Regions from separate parts of the Homo sapiens genome. Here region 1 is linked to region 2. The links are chromatin loops, found by intact Hi-C in ENCODE. Cell type or tissue: heart left ventricle. All regions are shown on one strand.

Region 1 (8,000 bases), 310 kb before region 2:
AGCCATAGATGCCACTCTCTGCTCAGAGGGGTCTAGGCGGTGGGCCATGTGGAGGTCATACATGCTTTGCATCGTGATAATATTTGTGAACTAGTTGCATCTTGGTGGCCACAAGCTACTATGGCGTCCAATTAGCGCTTTTCTAAAATGCCTGATTTCTTCCAGGAGGAAACAACCACAGACAGAATCCAGAAGACAAAACACAACTAGGGCTTTTTGTAATATTTTTGAAGGGTAGAGAAACCGAGTTATTCAATTTTAAGCCCTACATTAGACCCAGAGAGGGCACCAGTTAAGAGATTGAGATTATTAGACCGCCAAGAAGTATGGGATTTCTAAAAACAACCTATTCCTTGTTCCAGGACAAGATCACACCTAAACTGAAAGAGATAGCATACAAGCAGGAACCTGAGGACGGACGCTCTTCTCAGCACTCTCCCAGGAGTGTTGGTGCTGACAGTGGGGAGACTTAGATTTCAGTTCTGCAGATTCTGACTCCCACCTACAACTTTCCTTTAAAAGTTCCCAAGTGCATTCGTGTCTCCATTCCAACCAATATTTCCTAAGTTCCAAGGCACAGCCATCTCCTGCCTGAACTACTACAGTAGTCTTCCGACTAGTCTATCCCTTCCTGGTTTGTTCTCTCCCAATCTATTCTGCCAACTGCAACAAGAACAAGAATAAAAAATGTAAATCATGAATCACATCAACAGAGTTCCATTATTTCTAGGATAAAGACCAAAATGATTCACATGACCTTCAAGGGCTGTCTTCATCTTCTGACCCCTTACCAGGCTGCCAGCCTCATCTTGGCCCATGCTTTCTTCCTCTACACTCCAGTCAGGTGGGAGAATGTGCTCTGATTCTTCATGCTATGGGACTTTGCCCGTCCTGTTCATTCTGCCTCTTCCTTTGGTCTTTGCTCTTGGGTGTGGATAATTTCTACTCCTCCTCCTTCAAATCTCTGTTCAATTGTCACTTTCATAACCAAGGCTTCACCAGCCTCCCTGGCAAGATCAAGCTCTCCTGACAGACAATCACAGCACCACACACCTCCCCTTCCATAGTTTCATGTCGGTCATGATTTCACAACTGTCTGGGTGTTTGTTTGACGCATGTCTGTCTCTCCCTCTGGACTGTAAGCTTCATGAGAGCAGGAACCATAACAATTTCTGTTCAGGCATACATTCCCAATGCCTAGCATAGTATTTGTCACATAGTAATCACTCAATAAATCACATGTTGAATAAATAAATGTGCTTGGTACTGTAGAGTATTCAGAGATGAATAAGTCAGGATGTCCGCCATTCAGAATCCCACAGCCATACAACAGCAAGACCGTGAAATAGGCCAGACTGCGATAAGTGAGTAGGTGCAAGAAGTGATACAGCACCCTTTTTTATATCCTGTGATTTGCTAAGCTGCTTTTTACCTTTTCCATATGAACATCAACCCGTTTAAGCATTGATTGACCATTCATGACCTTCTGCTATGCAATTGCATTTTTGTATCTCTAACCCAACATTGCACTTCCTATGAACAACAGAATTCTCCTTTTGATTGGTACAGTTTTTGCTTGTTAGCACCATGGGCCTGACTCTAAATTTCAAATAACTGGGGCCATTTCAGCAGACACCCTGATTAAACGTGCTGAGTAATTTTAGTTTGTATTAAACCAATAGCCCACATTAGGGCCCACATCTGTGTTTACGGAACGACTCACACTCTCAGGCGTGTCTGTCGCAGTGTGCGATGTGAGATCCAAAAGTGTGCTGCTCCAGCTCTGTGCTGCTGCATGTGTGTTTGGTCGGTAGCTCAGAGCTGGTGTTTATTGACAAGCAAGAACACTGGAATGAGTAATCATTATAAGCATTCCCTGCACATTCCCGTCTCTCAGAAGCAAGGCACATCCCCAAGCTTCTTGCCCTCATTCTGCAGGGGACAAGCTGCTGGGCAGGCCAAACTGGGGGCCTCAATGCCTTTGAGGACTCAGTGGGATGGAACAGAATGATTGCCTAAAGTAAGTGAGCACTCAGTGTTTATTTATTCATTCATTCATTCTCTCATTCATTTGTTCAACAAATACTGTTTGAGCACTTGCTCTCTCCCACCCGTGCTAGGCACTGAGAACATATTGGAGAACAAAACAGGTGTGGTCTCTGCCTGTATAAACAATGGTCTAGGGAGGAAAGAGAGACATAAAACCAAGAATTAGTTTGAAATACATGGACTCACAGTTTTAGAAAAGAGAAGTCTGGTTCCGAGGACTTGCACAATAAACAGGGAAGCCTCGCCTACTTTGAAGCATAAAGAATGAGCTCCTGGGAAAGCAGCATTTAAGCTGAGTTCTGAAGGATGGAAAGGATGTGTAGCCAGAAAAAATTATAAGAGGATCAGAATTTTCCAAGCTCAGGTAACCTGACAGGTGAAGCCCTTGAGGAAGGAGGGAACAGGCCTTGTCTACGGAACTGTGATTGTCCAGAGTGACTAAAGTCCAGAGCTGGAAAGGCAGAGAGCTGGAGATGAAGCTAGATGAATGCAGGGCCAGATCATGGCCTTGTGGGTCATTTGAAGTGTTTCGAAGTCTATTCTAAAGTCAACCGGAAGTCTACATAGGGTTTTAGGCAACGCGAAGATCAGATCACAATAGGGTGACATCTACACTGCCTACCTCACAGTCTCTTAGTGAGGAACAAATGAGACCAAAGATAAGTTTTTCCAGGTGATCCATAAGGAATGAGACCACTGTGTTTCTAAAACCGTTAGTAACTCCCAAGTGTGGTAAAACACCATTTGTAAATTCCCCAGGAATAAAGGTTCCAGAATGACCGCTCAGGCCACTTGAGAGACTCTGCCCCTTGAAGTGCCAGATAGCCTGGTTTTCTCCACGTTGGAGTTCACTGTGCAATCTGATTGTCACTTATCGTTTCCCATGCTAAGTGCAAGGAGCCATTCCAATCAACGGCCTGTGTCCCACTGCATCAATTCATCTTGGCCTTTCCGGGGGTCTCTCAGCACAGCATCTCCGCTCATTAACGAGAATGCGCCTGCATCATAATGATAATCCTTTGCACTTACCCAGCACATTGCCCAGGGGGTTCTCAAAGCATTTTGTAAACTTTTAATTAAGTTAGGCTAGTGACTGCAGGATGGTCCCCAGCCTCTCCGAACCAAGAGGTCTGGGGTGGGGGTGGCGACAGGACGTGATGGGAGACAAGCAAAAGCCCTGCCTCTAGCACCTACTTACTGGCTCTGGGGCGCAGAGGCGAGTGGGTGGATGTGCAGGGAATCTCTGCGTTGCTAGGAAGAAGCACTCACACATGTATGGCCGTGTCTGGCACAGGCAGCCTGTGGGCCTCCTGCCATGTGTGCCCACAGGGAGAGCACCAAGGCTGGGGGCTAGAGTTGGGAGTTCTGGAAAGGCAGATATAGAAGGCAAGAGGGAAGACTTGCTTTCCTTAAAGAGCTGTGAATGTGATTTTGAGAGTAGCTAAACTCTGGCTTGGAAATGCATGTGTGCCTTGCGTGTATATGTGTGCAGGAAGGGGCATGCATCTATGGTTGGCAAGGGGGTGGTGAAGAAGAGAGGAGGGAATGTATGTTCACATGCTTAGAGGAAGGCAGTAGCAAGCACATTCATCTTCAAGCTTCTCTCTGGTTTTGGATTTCTTTTGGCTCCCTTCTCAGGGCTACCTTTAATCCTTCCCTGAGCCATACAAATACCACCATCTTGGGGTATCAAGTGAGTGGTGTATAAATCCAGCAAGTGGAACTACATCCATGCCCTACTGTGTTAGAACCATCCCCACCCCTCAGGGAAAATGCAGAGGCAACCAAGGCTTTGCAGATAAGTAGCAAGTTGTAAGTCTGGGTCTCCCACCAACAGCATAAAAGGCAAGAGGGACAAATGTCCTCAGGACCTAGCCCTGCACTGAGGACTGGGATCAGAAGGAGTGGGAGAGCAGAGCCGCCCCAAGGTGAAGCCACCTGCCTGGCCCTCTCTGTCTGGAAAGTGCCAGTCGGTATCAGAGGTGCTAACATCCACTGCTCCTGACAGCCTGGCTTGTCAGCAGCCACAGACCATCTGGGGGCTGACACTTGAGCTCACTGACAGGAATCACAGTTTGCTTCCATATCTCTCTGTCTCCAGCCCCAGGCAGCTGCAGGCAGATGGCAACAGTCCATCTGCAAACAGGGCTGCAGGCTGATGGGGTCCCTGTCCAGCGGACCAGCATCAGAAAAGCCAGTGCCCATAGGCCAAAGGCTATTAGATGGGGCTCCTGGAGTTCCAGCTGTCCAAGGCTGACATACAAGTCCATGTATCTAGCACCCCACCAAATATACCACAAAGCAACGTTTTGAGAGACCAAAGGTGCCATGTCTGTTGCCTTAGTTTTCTACAGCAGAAAAACTAAGACCTAAAAGCTCAAAGTCAGAATGCATATTTTATTGGGGGTCAAAAAGAAGAAAAAGCTTAACAATTTCCTGTTTTACTCGATTAATGATTTTTGAGGCAGGAGAATATCTTAATACATTGTTTAATCAGAACGTATATAAAGTCTTGTTCAATAAATGAAGGAGTAGATTGTCTTTTACTAATTTTCATCACTGTGACAAAGACATACATATATGGTCAGTATGATTCTACCTTATCTTCTCCCATTTTTAACAATATGGAATGTCCTCTCCCCTTCTCCAACATGCGAGTTGCCTTCTCTCTTTACCCTATTCCTAGAGGACCAGGATGAGTTTTTTTATAATAAAAATTTAGAAGTGTTTATTTGTTATCATCTAACCTAGGTGTTCAGCTACTCTGTGCAGTTGGAAACAAGGTTCATACATGGCTGGAACCCATTCTACAGATTGGTAAACTGAGACTTAGAGAATGCCTTGAACCAACCAAATAAGCCTCAAAGAGCCACTAATCAAAGAGATCACTCTCAGCTTTCAGCATACTTAGAGGTTTGGGTGGAGTCCCACTTAAAGGGAAGTGCACTCAGCCCCAGGCAGCCCTGACACAGATTTGAGGCTGTAACCACCAGAGATAGTTCCCAGTAGCTGGCATGGGAGACCCAGGCCCAGAGCTGCTAGACAACAAATGCAGGCAAGTGCCAGCTGTCTAAAGAATCTCCTTCTGTAATTTTCTAGGTTACAGAGATGTGGCCAAGGGTGCTAAGAATTCGAGAAAGCACAAAGGCAGACAGGACCGAGGGAACATGGGAGAACCTCAAGCCCGTCGGGATCTCTGATTAATCTCAGGTTGAGTAGTGCTGCCCAGTTCCAGGCTACTGAAAAAGCCATCTTCATGAGGCAGCTGATGCTATCTCCTTCTCAGCACCTGCTATTGCCACTGGGCCCATGCTGAATGCAGATGACGCAGTCTAACCTTATTAACATGTCGATCATTTTTAAGGGATTGAGGGCCACATGATGGCGTGAATCCATGATGGGCTAAAGGACGATGGGAACTTGCTCATGACCAGATGCTCTGTCCTTGTTCCTATCTCTTTCTTAGTGAGTCTGGCGCGTGGATTCCCCCACTAGACCCCTTGTGCACATCAGGCACTCTTAGCAGGTTCGCCGGCTCTGGGCTGGTGAGAGGCTAAGGAGCAGGAAAGGAATTCATCAAAACTTGGCTGTAGAGCCTGCCCCCAGGCCTTACCCCAAAGCCAAACATCCCAGCCCAGAAACTCAAGATTTGGGGACTTCCCTGAAGGAAGAAGCAGGAAGGTGTGTGCTAGAGAAGGAAGAATCCTAAACCTCGGGGGATTTTCTATCCAAGCCCAGGGTTTTCTGACCCTAAACGGGCAAAGCCTGTTTAAGGTGCAAGAGATGAAGTTGTACCCAGAACCTGGACTCACAGATCAGCGCATGAAGACACAGCTCAATCCAGGTTGGGTAAATGGGGACCCCTCCCAGCTAACTCCCCTGCTTAGAGTCACAAGACGAAGGAGATACAAACAGGATGGGCCAAGAAGAAGGGGACAAACAGGAAGTCATGGTCTGAATTTGAGCAAAGAAGTCTTCCAAGTTAGCAATCCTTGCATCATGGTGCTGGCCCCTGGAAGGACTTGGGCAGCACTGTGCCTCAGGAACTGAGCCTTGGCTGCTGGCAATGACAACATCTTCTTGCCCTTACTCCACCCTGCCCCATGGCCACAGAGCCATTTCTCAAAGCTGGAGGAGAAAAGACAAGAAGAAGACAGGTTTTGACTCAAATACTCAAATACTCAAATACTGTAGGCCATGGTCACAGGTTTTAAGTGACAGACAGAGTGGTTTGCAGGTAATCAGAAGGACCTGGGATGCTAGTTCAAAATGCTTCCGTCTGAGACGAGGACAGGGACTCCACATTTTAACCTGCCTCTCTCCTCCTAGGTGATTCTGATGCACATATCTAGCAGTATTCGCTTCCTGCTTCCTACAGAGCCCCCAGACCCAAGGTCAAGAAGGCCACCAGCCCAGACTATCTCTCTCCTCCTACTAGAACAACAAAATTACCCCAACCAGGGGTGTCCAGAGCCTCGGACTGTGCCTCTAGCATGACAAGTCAGTTGGCCACGGGCCCTCTGCCCTGTCTTGGGTGTGGGCTCATCTCAGTCTCCACGTGGTGACTGTCTTTTCCATCCCAGAAATTCTGCCTAGAAAAGCTATTTGTGATATCAGTGGAAGGTACCAGGCGACAACAGCATTAACCTTAAAATTACTCTGGGATGGATACATGTTTTACCAAGAAATAGAAGCTGCAGAATAAAATGGCATTGAGGCCTAACCAGGTCAAGGTTCCATTATTACATCAGCCTTTGGTTTTTAGACGCAGTGAAAGTAAGTGGCTAACGAGCTGGTATTAATCCCTGTGGGAGAAAAAGCATCATCATTTGAAACAAAGAAAAAAAAGTCTAAAGCTATAACAGGAAGTAAAAGAAAAGAGAAAGGAGAAGTCGCAAGTAAGCCATGGCAGCTCATCAGAACTTCCGGATCCAGCCAGGTTTCCCACAGGAACCCCTCAAGATGCGAAGCGTTCTTTCACCGACACCTTCTAAGGCTAACTTTTTCTCCTCCCCGTTCTTGTTCTTACCGGGCTCCTGACACAATTAGCATAAGAGTAGCCCTCAAAGCAGGTAACAGACTCTTCAGAAAGAGGGCATGTTGCAGTGATGTCCACACCCTGCTCTCCCCCAGAAGATGGGGGCAGGGGGGTGGGGGGGATAGCTTGTCATTGTCGTTCATCCACCATGCTCAGGACGGTCAGGCAGGGGTGCAGGTTCATCCTCCTTTCCCTCAGCCGGCTTTAGTTTCGGGTACTTCTCCTGCAAGCAAGTTCTGCCTGCTCCCCACCAGTGCAGTGCCACGGGACCCCTAGAAGGAGGTCTCACCCTGGCTCCTGGCTCCTTCAGGGCGCGCTGCAATGCAGCTTCTGCAGACTGGGGCTCACCCCCCGCCTTGCTTTCTAAAGTGTAATGTTATGATTTCTGCCATAAGGGGCGCATCCATACAGCCAGGATTCCCTTGGGATGGGGGTCCTGATCTTTGCTCCAGCACAGTGAGAGGAGGGGAAGCGGGTATGAGGAGGCCCCCCGGAGCTGCCATCCAGCTGGGGACTTGCCTACGCAGGAAAGTTTGTCTTCTCCTGCCACGGACCCAGTGCACCCACCTAGCTCCCTCTACCAGGCTCAGGCAGGTACTGAGTGTTCCGTTGGCTCTGCCTTCCCTGCTGAGCACAGCCCCCAGGCTGGACCCCCTAGGATGCTGCTGGAATCTGGAATAACAACAACAGCAACCCCCACTCTGAACTTCTTGGTCAGCCTAAAACAAACAGCTGGGAACATGGTTATGCAGAGCCCATCCCTGCTTTAAAAAGTGCCATCTTCACAAGGTGTTACAAAACATTACAGGCTGGATTACTTGTTTTAGTTGATCCTCTCTTCTTTCTCCCCAGTAAACTTCCATTTTTCTGATTTCACTTTGGCATCTTAGGACTACTCAGGGAATTATATTAT
Region 2 (8,000 bases):
GAAGTAAGCAGAATGTTCTCCTGGTGCTGATCGTGGAGTTGCCAAGTTCTCTTCCACTGAGAAAAACAGCATGCTTTATCCTTGTGTATCTAGACCCTGGCCTGAGGATCTTTAATAAGTACCTCCTGGAAGGGAGTCCCATACCCAGGAAGGTTGGAGAAGCTCCACTTTGCTGCAGCCTTTGAGGAAGTAGATGCAGGACCTGGGTCCCGAAAGGGGGTTCCACAGCTCTGGGACTCTGATTCATGGTGCTGCTCCTTCTTTTGTCCACCCCTGCCCTTAGGGTCCCCTGTTCCATCCCTCCTGCAAGACATCCTAACTGACTGAAGAAGCCCCGAGGGGTGTGCAGGCACAAACTGTGGTTTTGTGGCATGGCAAGGTGAATCCACTTCCCCAGAAGTCAATACCAGTCCCCGCTGCAACACAGCCCAATCTCACTTCTTCCCTCAGAATAGAATAGAAGGTCTACTGTCCACTGCTCACTCCCAAATCCTGGAGTCAGTTCTGCCCACGGTGGGTAGAGAAACTTGTCCCCACCAGAAGAACAAGCACAGGGCTAGCTGCAGGAGCTAATGGGGGTGTTCTGGTATCTTGTGCACAGGGTACTTAGTGGAAAATGAGCAATCAGCAGCTGGGGCATGAGTGGGGGGTGGGAGGGCACCATCCAGAACCTGGCAACCTGCACCACTAGATCAACAGCATCACCTGCTGGCCACAGGATGCCACACCACTCTCCTCCCATTCTAGGCCCCAGAGAGCCCTCCCTCAGGGGGCACAAAGACGCAAAGAAGCCCCCTCCTCAGAATGCCAGGAGTCCTGGGTCCAGCAGGTCCTCAGGGGAGCCCCTCTTTGAAGCCCGTAGAGCCAGGACTCTGATTCTCCTTTGAAAATATGCAGCCCCCATGTTGACCAAACATGAATCTCTGACAGCACACCCCCTCCTACACCGGCTCCCAAATGCACACCTAATATTTTTATTTTTCCTAAATGTTTGTCTGTGGTTCCCCAACATCTTTAGAGGCCCTCATAATCTTTTCCCTTCCAGTATAAGCTCCTAGAGAGCAGTGACTATTTCCTTCTGGACTGACTAGATCACCGACTCACATTACAAAAGGCTTAGGAAAGTGTTTTATGAACGTGAAGACTAACAGCCAGCAGTCATTGGTGCTGGAAAGGGCTGTGCTATGGCTGGTGCCTCTTCCCGGGTATAGGAATCCTCATAGCTACCCTGTACTGAGGGTCTACCAAGTGGCGGGCATGTGATGCCCCCTCTACCGAGATGCTATCTCACTTGATCTTCACCAGGACTCCAGGACACAGAAGCACAGAGAGGTGAAGCCATTTGCTCAAAATCTCACAGCCGCTAAATGGTAAAGCCAGGGTCCGAGGCCTGGCAATCCGAAGGTGGAAGCCGTCTTAGCAGTTATGCTACACTGCCTCCCAGAAGCCCACATGGGCACACACGCTGCTGGTAAGCACATCTTCCTTGCTGAAAGCACGCCACAAGCAGCTGCTCACTCAGCCTTCCCGCCTCCTCCTTAAAAGGCAGAGACTGCTGTACCTGCTTATAAGGCAGAGACTGTTGTACCTGCCCTTTTCCCTGGAATCCTGCTCACGTACCAGGTTTCCCTTGCATGACCCGCTCAGCCTTCATTTTCGGGACCTCCAGGCCTGCCCACGAACAGGTGCCTATGAAGACACAGAGAACGAGGGCCCTGAAGGGCGGAGGAGGCAGAAAACTGATGCGAGCGCTAAGAAACAGCAGCGAAAGCCCACCCAGTCGTTTACTCCTTCCACGAATATTTCCTGAGCACCGATGTCACGCACCGTGTCTGGGGCAATGGGGAAACGGCAGTAAAGGAGGAGGCGCATTCTAACAGCCGCGACGGTCCGCGGAGAGAAGGGGGCGACTGACCTCGCAGAGCGGCCGTGCCCACAGGGCTGGGAGGGCAGCTGCGGGTGTGGACTTTCTGCACTCACCGCCCGCCCCGCGAAGTCCTGCCCTGTCCTCCCCACCGCGATCAAACCCACCGGTTGGGGACCTTCGGGCTGCGGACCTTGTTGTGGTCCAGAGGCCCAGAGAATAAGCTCGAAGGAGGCTGACGGGGGAGGGCAGTGGCTCCGGGAGCGAGCGGGGACGGGCGCTGGGCTGGGAGGGGGACGCGGGGCTGCGGGGGATGCGAGGCTGGGGGGAGGAGCTGGGAGAGGAGCCTGGGACTGCGGGGAGGGGCGGCGGGAGGAGCCCGGGGCCACAGTCAGGGGAGCCTCGCGGGCGAGGAGGGGGAGGGGGAGGGGGATGGAGGGTGCGGGGGTGAGGGAGGGGCGCGGGGTAGGGGGTTCAGGGGTGCGGGGGTGGGGGAAGGGGTGGGGACCCCGAGCCGCCCGGTGCCCCGCTCCGGTTCCGGCTGGTTGCGGCGAAGTTTCCCAACTCGCCGAGAGCAGCTGCTGCCTTCTCTTGCGTTTGTTTTTCCCCTCTCGGGATGGAAAATGAATTTCGAGCATCGCTGCGGAGCCTGCCAAGTAATTGGAAAACATGTCGAACACTGCGTCTGGCTGCCGGGCGGAGGCGGGGTGGCCTCCCCGGTCGAGGTTCCCGGTCCCTCAGGGCAGGGTGGTGCCGCGCCCTCCCCAGGCCGGCCCGCGAAGGGAGAAGCCGCAGAAGCCTCTGGGCGTCGGGCCGGGGGTCCCTCGGGCCCGTGGATGACGTGGGTCAGTGGCCGAGCGCTGCAAGCCGTCGCACGGTCGCCTGGTGGTGCGGGCGCCTCGCCCGCCCTGGCCGCTGAGCCCCGAGAGGGTCTGGGCTCCCGTGGGCCACCCCACTCCGCGGCCGCGCGGCGCCCTGATCGCGCGTCTCAGGCCCCGCTGGAACCCGGGGCCTCCCTGCCCGCTCCACTCCTTCCCGCGGCGCACCCCCGCCCTCCGCCTGCCCCTGCCCTGCTGGCCCCCCGCCAGGCAGCCTCTCCCGCATCGGAGACCACCCGCCCGGTTTTCATGTCCCGGTTTGGCTGGGTGTCTAAACTCCGCCTCTCGGGATGGGACAGAGCCCCACCCCACCTCGCAGTGGACACCCCAGGACAGTGGCTTGGTCTTCACAACACTGGGTGCGGTTCATGGAGCAGCACCTCGCATTGCTCCCTGCAGTGACCCACGCAGGAGGCCGCCTGCCCTGGTGGACGTGGGCACACCCTCCCTGTCTCTCTGGTGTTCCCGAGCTTGACTCTGCCTGGACGAGTCTGTCTCACATGAGACCCCCCTGTCTCTGTCCAGAATTAACAAGGTCCTATTAGGAAGTGACCTGCAAGACAGAGACAGGCCAGCACCGCACATTGCCACCCCCACCAAGCAGTCCCTTGATAGACCTCCACCTGCGGCCTCCTGGACTGGCTTCCCGCCCACCTGCCACCCCCAGCTCTCACCTCTCCCCTCAAAGGATCCATGACCACAAAGCCTTGATTAGTTCTTTCAGCTCCATTTAACTACACAAATGGCTTGGTCACAGCTGACTGGTCCCAAATTTGCCAGTGATTTTCTTTTAATTTACCGTAGCTCAGTCCCCCTGTAATACAGGTAGAGGAGGCATATTTGTTCCCAAACTCCCCTCCTGGGGTTAATCATGCACAGAACAAAACTCCATTTGAGCCACTTAATGATTTCATTTCCACCCTAGGTTTGATGGAGCTGCGGCTATAATACTAATATGGGTCCCTCTCTCCCCAAACTCCAGATGCGCGCGAGAGACAGACAGTGGGAGCCTGTGGGTGACTCAGCCATTCCTGTCCGGCTGCTGCCCTCCAGCCCCTTCTGCAAGCCGTGTGTTCCCCCTCTTTTCCTGGGCCCATCTTCTCTCCCCTGGGAAGCCAGACCTGACCAGCGTGGTGCTCTTCCATGCTTCCTCCCCCGGGTCCTCTGCCAGTTTCATGGGGTTATTTTGCACCCACCTGTCACCTCTCAGCACCTGACCCACCTCCCAGCCTCTTCTCCTGCCATTCCTCCCACCACACCCCCACCCACCATACCGGCATTCCAGACATTCAGACAGCCAGGCCCAGTTCCCTAACCCTCCTCCATCCTTGCGACATGGACTGGACTTTCCCTTTGCCTGGAGGACCTCTCCTTGGTTGTCAGAGCCTGGCGAAAGCCTCTAAAACTCTGCTTAAGCATCACTGCCTCTGGGAATCAGCTGACAATTTTTCTCTCAAGCAGAGAAAACCACTCCCTTCTGTGCTCTACCATTTATACCCTTTTGGCTTATTTTCACACAATATTTCATTATTTGTTTGCAGTCAGCCCTTCTACCCATTTGAGCTCCTTGAGAACATAACAGAACATTCACCTGGGTATCCTCACACAGCACGGGCCCAGTGCTGGGCATAAATGCTCCACAAATGTTCTTGGAAAGAATAGGTGCTATGTGGTTCAGGCAGGTGGATGTGAACTGTATTCATAACAACACGAAGACACTCAGAGGTGCTCCATCTTCAGAGGCTTCCCAAACGGTGCTAAAATCTCTACTGGCCCAGCCTGCAGGAGCTGACTCAAAGGGAAGGCCAGGTCACCGTCAGGAAATGTGGTTTTTGTGTGGAAACGTCACCATCTGGTGGTTTCTAGTGAAACAGCTTCTCAGCTGCAATAGTGGAGAGAGAGGGCTTCCTCCCTTTGCTTGCTTCCCAGGGCCACTAAGTTCAGAGAAAGGTGCTCCCTGCAGCAGCACCATGGGCTCTGGCAAGCCAAGCACCGCTCCCTGCCTTCCCAAGAAACCTGAGTGAGCGTTTGGAAGGGCACAGCCCCCTCAGGGCTCTGAGGAAGGCCGGCTTACCTCCTCTCCACCCCTCTCCTCCGCTGACATCCAGGCTGCAGCTATTCTCGAGCAGGCAGGACCCCCTTTCCAGCAGCCTGGGCTTGTGCCACTTCTCTGCCTTCAGTGTTCTCCAAGCTTCCCCTGGACCCAGGCCCTGTGTGTCCATCACCACTGGGATATCTGATGGGGACCCAGACTCAGGACCCAAGTTGAACTGATTTCCTCAACTTAGGCCCACCTACCTGAGCTAATGGCAGCACCATCCCCCAACTGTGCCCCCAGGACCTTTCTTCTCCCCCACTCCAGGAGCCATGTATCGCCAGATCGCCGCTCCCATCTCACACGAACCTGCCACTGCCCAGTGGATCCTTCCTGGGCTCTCTGCCGCCGTCCTTTGGCACAGCCTGTCTCCACGTGTAAAATCACTTCCTGCTTTAACATTCCTGCACATCCTGTTTCCTGTCTCTGCTGGGATAAGGCAGGATCCTTAACCAGGTCTCCACTTGCCACATGGCCCAACCGGCCTCTTGACAGCCTCCCCCATGCCCCCTCTCACTCCCTCTCTCCCATCTAGCCAGAATAGGTTTTTGGTGTGTCCATGAAGCCAGACTTCTCTCCCCTCTCAGAGCCCTCTCACTTGCTGCTGCCCAGGGCTGGCTGCTCTCCTGCCCCTCTGCCTGGTTACCTCCTACTCATCCTCTACTCCCTCGCCCTACCTTACTGGAGCATGCAGGCAAAGGGAGGCTGGGAGGGAAAGGTGGTGGGGAGAGAAAGTCCAGGTGTCCTGGCCCCTAGGAAGAGTGGGGCAGGGGAGGAACCTTAGCCTCTCTCCCTTCCTTGTGCAGTGTCTGGCAGGTAAAGCTCACCACCAACAACAACCGAATTGATCCTTCACCCAGCTCTGCTGGAGAGGGCAGGGGTTAAGGACACTGGCTCTGGCATGAGACCATTTGGATTCAAACTCTGGCTATGCCATTTCATGGCTGGATGACATCAGGAAAGCTATTTAGCCTCTCTGGACTGACTGTCCCTCATCTGTAAAATGGGGATGACGATTTTAAAATAGAAATCTAGGTTCTCTTCTCTGAGTAAGGCAAGTTCCCATTATATGTAAGACTTCACCTTTCAAGTAGTTATGAAAATTGTGACTCACAACTAATGAGTTTGTGTAAAATTCATCTGCCTCATCAAAATGAAAGTTCTACCAGGGCAGGGACCAGGTGGGTCTTATTTATTGCTGTATTCCCAGGGCTGGTCTGGGGTGCACACACAGCATAACAAAGTGGTCAAGAAAGCCAGGCTGGGGTTCTAGCACTCTCCAGTCACCAAAGTGACTCTGGTCAAGGTACTTAACCTACGTGTTGTGTTATCTCCTCTCTAATAATAATACTAATATCTATGCCAAAGCCTGCTTGGCTTAGTGCTTGGATACATTTCAAGTCCTTGGATAGGACCAGGCATATAGAAAGTGCTCAGCGAACATCAGTGGTCATTCTCGTGGACACTCAATAAATACTTCAATAAGACTTCCGGGTTCTAGTTTGATATTTAAAGAGCTTGGAAGTCATCACTCTCATCCTAACAATAAGAACTGAATAAATTGAAAATCAACAACTCTTCTTAAATCCCTCAGAGAACTGAGCTCAGAAGGCAAACCACTGACCTGAAGACTGGAAAGGCAGAAAGTTGGATACAGAGACTCACAACTTACTGGACAGAAGACCAGGCACACAAAATTCCACAGGAAACAGTGCTGGGCAGGAAAACCTAAACTACCTAAACTGTAACTGACAAATTGCTGGAGGCTAAGTGTGGACAATGTTGACTATTAAAAAGTCCAGGGCCCAGTCATTGGGGGGATCCCCACACTTTCATGAGTTTTGCCTTTAGGAGCTCTACTAGCTCCTCACAATGAAAAGAGAAGGGGAAAGTAGCCATTTTTAAATATGTCCAGAGCATTCTGTTCTCCTTAACAAGAGCCCACCCTCAAGGGAAACTATTTTGCCAGGGCCAAGCCAGCCTGGGAGAAGGGGAATACCCAACTCCAGACCCTCCCCTCTAGCCTTCCTGTCTTTCCTAAGGTCAATGAGGGGGGAAGCTGAGAATCACACAGAAAGGTCACAGCCCAGAGGGAAAGGCTCACTAAACACTGAGAACTAATCTTGCAAATATAGAACACTTCCCCTCCCACGCACTTATCACCACAATATAGGCTTCCCATATTGTGTTAAATTATTATATAATTATGTAATCCCTGGTTATATAATAACGGGATTACAGCAGAAATAACTGTAAACCTCAGACTCTATTTAAGAAGGAGCCTCTAGGGACACTCAAAGACAACAAGAAAGACAAAGACAAGGATGCCAGAGGAAACCTTAACCTCTGACATGCTACAAAACCATAAACACAGCCTCCCAGCCAGGTAAACATACAGCCTCACACTAATGGCCTATTTACCGCAGCTCCTTTTCCTGATAAATCATGTCCTGCTTTCCCCAAAATAATTACAAAGCTTGCTAAAAATATATATACATAGCTTTATGAGACAAAGCAAGTATAGAAACCAGTCAGATATGTTGGAATTATTAGACTGGGAATTTAAAACAGCTATGAAAAATATGCTAAGGGCTCTAATGGGGAAAGTGGACAACACGCAAGAACAGATGGGTAATGTAAACAGAGAGATGGAAACTCTAAGAAAAAAAGTCTAAAGAAAATGCCAGTAATCAAAAACACTATATAGGAATAAAGAATGTCTTTGAAGGACTCATTGGTAGACTGGACAAGGCTGAGGAAAGAATTGGAGTTTCAAGAAATGTCAGTAGACAAAAACAAGCAATGGGGAAAAGATTCCCTATTTAATAAATGGTGCTGTGAAAACTGACTAGCCATATGTAGAAAGCTGAAACTGGATCCCTTCCTTACACCTTATACAAAAATCAATTCAAGATGGATTAAAGACTTACATGTTAGATCTAAAACCATAATAACCCTAGAAGAAAACCTAGGCAATACCATTCAGGACATAGGCATGGGCAAGGACTTCATGTCTAAAACACCAAAAGCAATGGCAACAAAAGCCAAAATTGACAAATGGGATCTAATTAAACTAAAGAGCTTCTGCACAGCAAAAGAAACTACCATCAGGGTGAACAGGCAACCTACAAAATGGGAGAAAATTTTCGCAACCTACTCATCT

What was found. Peaks named below come from ENCODE experiments on the same cell type or tissue, not always from the same donor. Only the 100,000 strongest peaks of a DNase experiment are listed, where the experiment ranks them.
Region 1: it touches region 2 in a loop (2.7-fold over the local background); 3 of 110 quality-filtered maps call a loop at or near these places.

The regions. Positions count from the first base shown.
Region 1 is chr11:133,522,899-133,530,898 of GRCh38, forward strand. The region is part of intron 1 of OPCML (opioid binding protein/cell adhesion molecule like); the gene reads right to left. Among named protein-coding and RNA genes, the nearest start is that of OPCML, 5.6 kb to the right of the region's middle. In heart left ventricle, no CTCF peak of the experiment used is centred here; a DNase peak (open chromatin) is centred at 4,099; H3K27me3 peaks cover 3,018 bases.
Region 2 is chr11:133,830,784-133,838,783 of GRCh38, forward strand. It overlaps a transcript of SPATA19 not described here. Among named protein-coding and RNA genes, the nearest start is that of SPATA19, 11 kb to the right of the region's middle. In heart left ventricle, CTCF peaks have their summits at 707 (motif pointing left) and 4,602 (motif pointing left); no DNase peak of the experiment used is centred here; H3K27me3 peaks cover 1,206 bases.